Regions from separate parts of the Homo sapiens genome. Here region 2 is linked to region 1. The links are chromatin contacts, found by Hi-C in ENCODE. All regions are on one chromosome and are shown on one strand. Each heading gives the region's core, a stretch centred on a gene start or an enhancer-like site at or near the end of the contact. The rest is flanking DNA. Distances are from core to core; before and after follow the strand shown. Region 1 overlaps PRKCE (protein kinase C epsilon). Region 2 overlaps PRKCE (protein kinase C epsilon).

Region 1 (4,463 bases), core at 1,004-3,503:
GAACTTGAGAATTAAGGAAGGAAACTCAACTTCTCCCAGTTTCCTGAAGAGACTCAGTAAATGAAAAACCTCCAGACAAATGATTTTTACTCCATCTCCCCACTTCTTTTTTGGCATCTCTCCCAGGCCAGACATTTATACATCACACCTGCATGAGCCACAGAACTGATGGTCCTAAAATACTGACCAGAAAACCACAAGGAATGGAGCTGCTCTGTCTAAGTGAATGCTCTGAGCCCAAGAGGCTGAGTTGTCATAGGCAAAAACTGTGCATAACTCCATTAAGACACCCCTTGCTCTCCTGACACTAGCTGTAATAACCATCTTCCTCTCTAAACACAAAGGCCAATGCTAACTAATAACAGAAATCAACAGGCCCTAAACTCACCAGTCTCTAAACTGTCCACAGTAGCCACTTTCTGCCTGAGAGTTCTCCCTGGTTAGAGAACACCCAGGCTCCCACTATTCCCACATTCCTATTTCCTTCACTTCAAAATTTTCATTAACAGCTTCCACTTGTTCTTCCACACCAGTCAGATTTTCCTTTTAGATAAATCCAGGAATATCATTGCTCCATAAAGGTAAAAATGTATTTTTAAAAATGTTTTACAAATAACAGCACTCTGTCTCCCATGATCTGTCGGGCAGACACACAAAATTAATTTTTTAATGGAAATTTCCTTGGGAGAAGTGTCTCTTCAGAGACAGAAAAGAAACTGGTAGCTCTTGAAAATTAAAAATGTTGTGCTTGCCAGGCATGGTAGCTCACACCTGTAATCCTAGCACTTTGGGAGGCTGAGGCGGGTAGATAGCTTAAGGCCAGGAGTTTGAGACCAGCCTGGCCAATGGGGTGAAACCCTGTCTGTACTAAAAATACAAAAATTAGCCAGGTGTGGTGGTGCACACCTGTAATCCCACCTACTAAGGTGGCTGAGGCACAAGAATTGCCTGAACCCAGGAGGCAGAAGTCGCAGTGAGCCGAGATTGTGCCACTGTACTCGAGCCTGGGCAACAGGGTGAGACTCTGTCTCGGGAAAAAAAAAAAAAAAAAAATTACAACTGGTGGCTCACAGTTGTAATCCCAGAGCTTTGGGAGGCCAAGGTAGGAGGATCACTTGAGGCCAGGAGTTTGAGACCAGCCTGGGCAACACAGCAAGACTCCATCTCTACAAAAATAAAAAATAAAAAATTAGCTGGGTATGGTGGCCCACACCTGTAATCCTAGCTACCCAGGAGGCTGAGATGGGAGGGTTGTTTGAGCCCAAAAACTTGAGGTTACAGTGAGCACCACTGCACTCAAGTCTGGGTGACAGAGCGGAACCCTGTCTCTAAAAAATTTATTTTTCCAGTGTTGTGCTCTGTTGTCCCCAAACGGCTCTTCAAGCCTGGCGTCTATGGTAACATGACTGTAACCTCAGTGCTGCCCTGCTAATGTGTGGTTTCTGTTTTTCTTCCTCTTTTCAAATCCAAGGTTAACCAACGGACTCAAAACATCCATTCTTGTCAATGTTGTTGAACTATAAAAGTATGACTCTATACCCTTAAAAAATGCAAAATGCCCAGGACCCAAAGATCTCCTCCATGCTGATCTGTTCCTCTTTTAAGACTCCAGGTGGAGCTAGTAGGAACTGCACTCCAGGCTTTGAGCCATTGACAGATCTGCTCCCCTTGAGGCAAGGTGGACGTACTAGTTCTTCCTCCGGTCAAGGATGGCCAGAGCAGTCTGGACCCACTCTGGCCTAATCAGCATCAGCATACAGGCTCATCATCCATTACACTACCAATGTCCCTTGGAATATTTTCTGCTCAAACTTAAAAAATAAGCCCCCATGGAGGATACAGCCTAGAATCTCTAGTACAGATTCAAAAATAGCTGTATTCCTGAGTATGCACATCCCTTCAAAACGGTGTAAAAATTTTCAGAAGCCAAGGGTCAGTGATCACAGCCTCACTGGGGCCTAAAAATATCCTTCAGGCTATTGCTGTAGGAGGGGGAAAAGGAATCGGAAAGTAATGAAGGGGGACACATAGATGCATATGATGGAGGCTCCAGGGAGGGCCGAGCTGGCTTGATATCACATCTACACTGGCTGTCTCATAAGCGTATTAGGATCACACCCTTTGATAATAAAGAGGATGCAATGACCCCTGCTAAGAAGACACAGGCTTGAGCTGAGGATGGCTTTCATGGCACCTTTCATCTACTTTCTCTCTACTCTATCTTGCTCAGTCTCCCATAAGCCAGTGCAAACAGAGACTGCACTGTGTCCTCCACCGCCCTATGTGAATTAACCAGCAAGGATCCTGGTATAAGTGACGTGGTATCAGCTCCTTCGGGTCCCAAGGACAATGCCTCTGTTCCATTGATCAAGGCTTTGGAACTCCTTCCTTTGGAGTCCAGGCTTCCAAGTCATCATGGTAGCCATGGTCGGAATCCTACCTTGGCAAGTTGAGAGCAAGATCCCTGGTGGGGCAGTGAAAAAGAAAGACGATGGGAAGTGAGGGAAGAAGTGGGAATAGAGGCAGCCTCACTTGGCAAACACAGTGCAGCACAGCCTACCAGTTAGGAGCCAGTGCCCCAGTGCCACCGTATACTGAGTTCAAATCTTTGCTAACACCCAGCTCCAACACCCAACTCTAAACACATTACTCAACCTCTCTAACCTTAAAGGAGAGATGATGGTCATACCTTCCTCATACAGTTGTTATGAAAAATAAGTGACATGATGCATGAAAAGCACTCAGCACAGGGCCTCAATAATTAGCAGCTGTTATTGCTCAGATACTGAAAACAAACCATGAACTGGTGAAGACAGACCTCAACTTACAGTCAGGCAACCTGGGGGCTTTCAGTTCCCCATCTGTAAAACAAGGGGCTGAGAATGAAGGTTCCTTCCAGCTCAGACACTCTAGAAGTCTGTGACTAAGATACAAAGATTCCAGCGGCACGTGGGCATTACAACTGTAATATAAAATGACACCCAATAGCACTTGCACCACCCTCAAAGCAAGCAGCATGCACAAGAGGATACTGTGAAGAGTGCGTGTGTTTGGGCATGGGACTATTGGGGGAAGGGTTCTGGTGAAGAAGGGGCCAGTGAAATGGCATTGCTTAGATTGTTCTCTGGCTTGCTAGTCCAACATCCAGGAATGTTTCTGGCCTTCTAGGTATGAAGCAGGCAATTAGGGTCTTATAAAAATAAAAATAAAAAATTTCACTTAAAATCAAGAGGGAGAAATTTCTACTTGCCCTAACCTTGATCCTTTGCCCTTTGAAGCCAAAACAGATACTACCCTTAATTTATTTAGAGTAGCTTCTCACCCATCACCTTACTCCCTTGATGGGATACGAAGGACTTTCTGAAAGGATGTGGAGTCACACTTTGAAAAATACACTTACACAGAAGGAGCAGGCTTGAAAAGAAAAGATACGCTTAAACAGAAAGCGAGGCATGGTGTTTACTCAAGAGACCATCTCCCTCAGCCTGGTTTAAGCCAGTAAGGGCTTTATTTTCCATCTTGGCTTCCCAGAGTTTACTGTAAAAATACATGCCCTGGCTGGGCCCGGTGGCTCACGTCTGTAATCTCAGCACTTTGGGAGGCCGAGGCAGGCAGATCACGAGGTCAGGAGTTTGAGACCAGCCTGACCAACATGGTGAAACCCCGTCTCTACTAAAAATACAAAAATTAGCTGGGTGTGGTGGCGGGCACCTGTAATCCCAGCTACTCAGGAGGCTGAAGCGGGAGAATCGCTTGAACCCAGGAGCCAGCGGTTACAGTGAGCCGAGATCGCACCACTGCACTCTAGCCTGGGTGACAGAGCGAGACTCCGTCTTAAAAATAAAATAAAATAAAATAAAACACATGCCCCAATGTGAAGTCAAGAAGCAGAGTCCAACCAATGCAATGGCAAGAAACTAAAGGCATCAGGGAGCAAATGATGGCCAGCAGAACATCTGGGTGGAATGACAGATGTTGTACAAAAGCTTGGTCAAATCCTCTAAGCTACCTGGAATGCCCTCCCTCCTAGTCCAAATCCTCTTATCCTTATCCTTTAGGCAGAGTTTGAACCCCGTCCTCCGGGAAGCCCCCAGTGATCTCTCCCATTAGAGGTACCCACTCCCACTTTTGTGCACTGGTTGGACATACACAACATTCCGCCATTGCTTGTCTTCTACCTTCAATACACATCAGTTTCCATAAAAAGACTTCCAAAAGATCTTACTGTATCTCCCTTATCACCATGTATTTGGTTTATGCTAAATAAATAACTATGGCCTTAAGAGGTAGGTAAGCTGTTCTTGTCTACACAGTTTTCTACTCCGGAGAAGACTGCATCATTTGCCTAACAAGGATTAACTCTGCCCCATCACATAAAATTAACTTCACCTTGGGCAAACAGGGACTGTACTATGACATGCATCCAGGTATACATCTTTATCTAGAAAATTTGCTTAGCAAAT
Region 2 (4,463 bases), core at 938-3,437, 180 kb before region 1:
ACCCTCTGACCGCCTTCCTTCCGTCTATACCACTTAGACCTCCGACGCCTAATTTTGGAGCAACTGGGGCCCCATCCAGCCTGGTCCCTGCAGGGGATTATGGGGAGACACTGCATTTCTCTCCTACTGTGTTCTCTGGGCCCACACTCACAATGCAGCTCCTTAAAGAAGGGCGGCAGGAGAAGCCCATGAAACACTGTCCCAGCCAAGCGCAGGGTGTGACCCATCTCTGAAGATGTTCTGAGTATCAAACAGAAGTTCCCATCAGTGCTGGCCCCAGGCCTCTGCAGGGTAGGCACATACAGCAGGCACCTCAGAAGCTGCCGGCACATTGATGCCCAGAGCTGCCGCCTGATGGAGGGTGGGCCAGCAGCAACAGATCAAGACCTTGGTTCCTGCTGCCTCCCACACAGAGCACATGAGTAGAGGGGAGCATCACCCTGTCAAGGCAGAGATAGCTTCCCCCAACCTAACCCAGCAGAGGTAAGATCAAAGGACGGCCCTGGAATCCCATCAGACAGGCCCATGCTCAAAACCAGAGGAAAGGTGTTTGGGGAGACACTGGAAACCCGTCCCCCTCTTCCCTGCCCTTGAATTAGAGCCATGCATAGCACCACAGGTAGAAAGGACTTGTCTTGGTTTAACTGTGGGTGTTCCGTTTTTGCTTTAGTAAATGTACAACTTTAAGTCTTCAGAGTACCTCACAGCAATTCTGCAGCTGAAGATCCACAGGGGTTTAATTAACCCAATTGCCTTTGACTTCCTGCCTCCAGAAACCTGTTCTCTGCACCTTGGCAATGTCTTGCCCCAAGCAGAGCTGCCTATGCCCTGTGAGCAGTGCAGCCTCCTGGACTCAGCACCAGCACACCAGCGGTGATCCAAATGACCAGAAGATGCCCAGTAGGCCAGGTGGTTGAGATTCTTCACCTAGGTCTTAGCAATCAGCTAGCGGCTTTCCCTCCCTAGCTCCAGCAATGTGTCAGGCAGAGTTGCGGGGAGCAGGAAAGCCGCTGCATCTGGGTCTACCAAGTTAGGATAATTCATGTTAGATTCCAGCATGCTATCATGATACCAACCCACGCTCCATACCCGGGTCATGTGGGTAGGGGAGGAGGGTTGAAAGCGCATCACCGCTGAAGATAGCCTGCCCACCCCGGCCCTTCATGTGGGCAGACACCATACCCCGCACAAGCACATCCTTCCTCCCAGGGAACCTCTTGGAGTAAAGACCTTCAAGGAAATTATTCCCACTGTGGGAGCCACATCTCACCCAATTTGTAACTGAGTACAGAGTTGAGTAAGCAGTTCAGGTCAACACGTGTGTTCAGGGACTATAAAGAGCATGGGCCGGTCTCCATTTACCCTTCAGTAAACATCCTATCTTTGTAGATCACAGTTGCAGTGTTCCACCACCTGGCATCCACCCTCCCAGCATCAGAGGTTCCCCAGCTAGGGCCCCGGCCAGCCCTCAGCCCCTTAGAAAGGACTTGCAGGGCCAGGATACACAGAGCCCGGTGAAAGCCCTGCTTTGCCCAGCTTTTAGGAAAGCTCACAGGGCTCCAATGTGCTTAAGCTGTGTTTTACCAGATGGCAGGGTGTTTTTTACCTGATTATTAAAGCCATAGTCTACTATGGCCCATCAACAGCCAATTTGGCCTCAGCAAAATAGATTTCAGCTCTCTCAGCACTAGTCTCCTAGCAATCAGCTCATCAATATGTATAATGTTTAGAAGCTGGATATTGATTGTGGAATCTAATGGACTCATTCAGGGTTCACCTTGACCTCTGAGTTACTTTTTTTTTGGAGCTTCCCTGTTTTCCCACTACCAGATTCCAAAACTGGGTTAGCGTGGGCTATGTTGGAGAGCCAGCCAAGAGGTTCCTGAGGCTTGGCCATAAGTCAAGGATGCTCTTGAGCCAGGGTTTGCCCTAGCCAGTGTGAGATGGCCTGGACTACGGCCTGCCCCAGCATTACTCTGAATTAACAAGGAGCTGCTGTTGCCATAGGATACAGCAAGCACCAGTGGTGTGATTAACACCGTAGCATCCAGTGAGTCCTGTGTGTCACCGTGCCTGCTGAAGTGATGTGGAGCCCCTGTCGCTGTCTGTACAATGGTCAACAAAGGCTACCAGCTCTCCATGGTCCACGCCCGGGACCTCACACGTGGACCCCCAGCTCCCCAGGTTCCCCTGACTCCTCCCCCAGGGCTCACCAACACATTCACAGCACATAGGCTCACCCAGCCCCCCTCTCATGGGTCCCTGCCATCAGGAGAATGTCCCATGCAGGGCTGGAGAAAAGGCAGGCTTCTGGGGCAGCGGGGAGACAGCAAGAGTCTTGGGAAAGAGGAGCGCATCTGGGACAGGTGGCCCAGGCAACCGGGGGAGACGGTTTCCAGAAAGGGATTAGTTTGATTCTTTTTCTTCCTGGTGAGATCCCCGAGCACAGCCCACTTACAGTAAGCCCTGGCCAGTTAGTAATCATCAACGCACATGGAGCTAAGACATTTCGCTTCTTGGCAGGGGAAGAAATGCCCAGAGCCCAACCCACCGAGCACGCCTCTGCCTTCTCAAAAGGCTCATCTCATCCAGAGCCAGCACAGAGACATGACTTTTTAAACCATTGTTTCATTTTCACATGTGATATAAGTCTGTGTTCTCCATTACAAATACCAAAAGTGAGAGGTGGTACTGTTAAGAAACCTCATCTTCTCCCCCTGTGATTTGCCCTGGATGGGCACGTGCCACCCCCATAGTGTTCAGCACAGGCAGGGAACTTGGAGTTCTTTTGGTTTCAAGACTTCTCGGTTCGCACGCAACCGGCTTCTTTCTAAGAAACTGTTTTGTCTGTTTGTTTGCATTTTTAAGAGAATCTAAAAAGCTGAAAAGCTTTTTTAGTAACATTTTGGATCTTGCACTTGATTTAATCCCAGCATATTGGGAGGCCGAGGAGGGCAGATCACTTGAGATCAAGAGTTCGAGACCAGCCTGGCCAACATAGCAAAACCCTGTCTCTACTAAAAATACAAAAATTACCTGGGTGTGGTAGTGCGTGCCTGTAATCCCAGCTACTCCAAAGGGTGAGGCACGAGAATCGCTTGAACTCAGCAATGGGAGGTTGCAGTGAGCAGGGATCATGCCACTGCACTCCAGCCTGGGCAACAGAGTGAGACCCTGCCAAAAAAAACAAACAAACAAACAAACAAACAAACAAAAAAAAACTGCCAGGCTACAAGCTCTCATATACAAATGCTCCCAAACTGAGGGGGATATGATGAAAGTGATGAGGTGGGAAGAGGGTTTGAGGATGTATTAACCCATTTCCAAGAAGGAAGACCTGGGCTCTCTAAAACTTGGAATCATTCCTCACTGCCTTGCCTTGTACATTCTACATCACTTTCTGGTCTGTGTGTCTAGGCTTCCCTGAACATCTTACATGGGGTTACCAGACAGGAGATAAAAATACAAGATGACTGTTTAAGTTTCAATTCCAGAAAAAATAATTCTTTATAACTATGTGACATGCAATATTTGGAACATAGTTATACCAAAATATTATACAGAGTTGATCTGAAGTTCAAATTTAACGGTGTCCTGTATCTTACCTGCAACCCTAATCTTGCTGGGTCTTTCGGCCTCATCTTCCCTCACAGCCCCAGCTGCTGCAACCCTGTCCCATGGGGATGGTGACGCCATACCATTGACACAAAATCCTTCCCTGTATCTCAAGTGAAGAAAAGGGGATGCTCTGTCTATGGAGTAGCCATAATATTCACAAAATTAGTATTTTTTAAAGCCTGTGTTATGTGCCTGTTAATGTATGGAGGAATAACTTCTGAACCAAGATGGCCTGAGGGTATTTCTTGCCAGGCAGGGATCCCTTGGAGGACTCCTCATTCACTGACTTATTTAATGAAGTCCCTCTGACTTCCTTCCAATCAACTCCCTCGGGCACTGAGACCACTGAAAACATGACTATTGATAGTGATTCACACTAAAACACATACTGAAGTGAAATCATTTAGACTAGCATTTCCTCAACTCAATTATATTATTTGGAACTAAACTATATTCACGTAGGATCCTCCTGGGGGGAAAATACATAATTCCACAATCAAATAAGCAGGAAGTTGTATGCTATATATGCCCATCTGGGAAAGTCACTGTACATCAGCATACAAAGGCCTGAGTAGTCTTGCAGTCCAGAAACTCCCAGTGCTCACTCAAGCACTATCCAAACTTATTTGGCCACAGAGCCCACTGAACTCCAGTTCCCTTCTAATAGCTATTAACCCTACAGAGAACACTTTGGATATCAGAAATGTAAATATTTTTGAAACATAACTAACCCTTGAGTTACTGTTTCTTTCTAGCCCCTACTTTAGGTCTGGGGGCTGGGTTCTTCAGAAGTCTTCCTAGCCAAGCTCCCAGACCAGTGTAGTCACAGTCTTTCTTGAAGACCT

The links. Hi-C counts contacts between places; a loop is a spot of excess contacts on that map. Pooled maps may share reads with other maps.
Region 2: a pooled map shows a loop between it and region 1 (4-fold over the local background). The contact joins two enhancer-like sites. A Hi-C loop is called at or near these places in 11 of 37 single-sample maps with no recorded cell type and 5 of 50 pooled maps.

What each region holds. Positions count from the first base shown.
Region 1 is chr2:45,727,046-45,731,508 of GRCh38, reverse strand. The region is part of intron 1 of PRKCE (protein kinase C epsilon); the gene reads right to left. Among named protein-coding and RNA genes, the nearest start is that of PRKCE-AS1, 54 kb to the right of the region's middle. RefSeq lists enhancers at 1,173-1,312, 1,693-1,772. Within about 2 kb of position 2,253, at least 5 of the 41 ENCODE cell types and tissues checked have a DNase peak (open chromatin) inside an H3K27ac peak, as active enhancers do.
Region 2 is chr2:45,902,640-45,907,102 of GRCh38, reverse strand. The region is part of intron 2 of PRKCE (protein kinase C epsilon); the gene reads right to left. Among named protein-coding and RNA genes, the nearest start is that of PRKCE-AS1, 230 kb to the right of the region's middle. RefSeq lists an enhancer at 2,440-2,509. Within about 2 kb of position 2,187, at least 3 of the 41 ENCODE cell types and tissues checked have a DNase peak (open chromatin) inside an H3K27ac peak, as active enhancers do.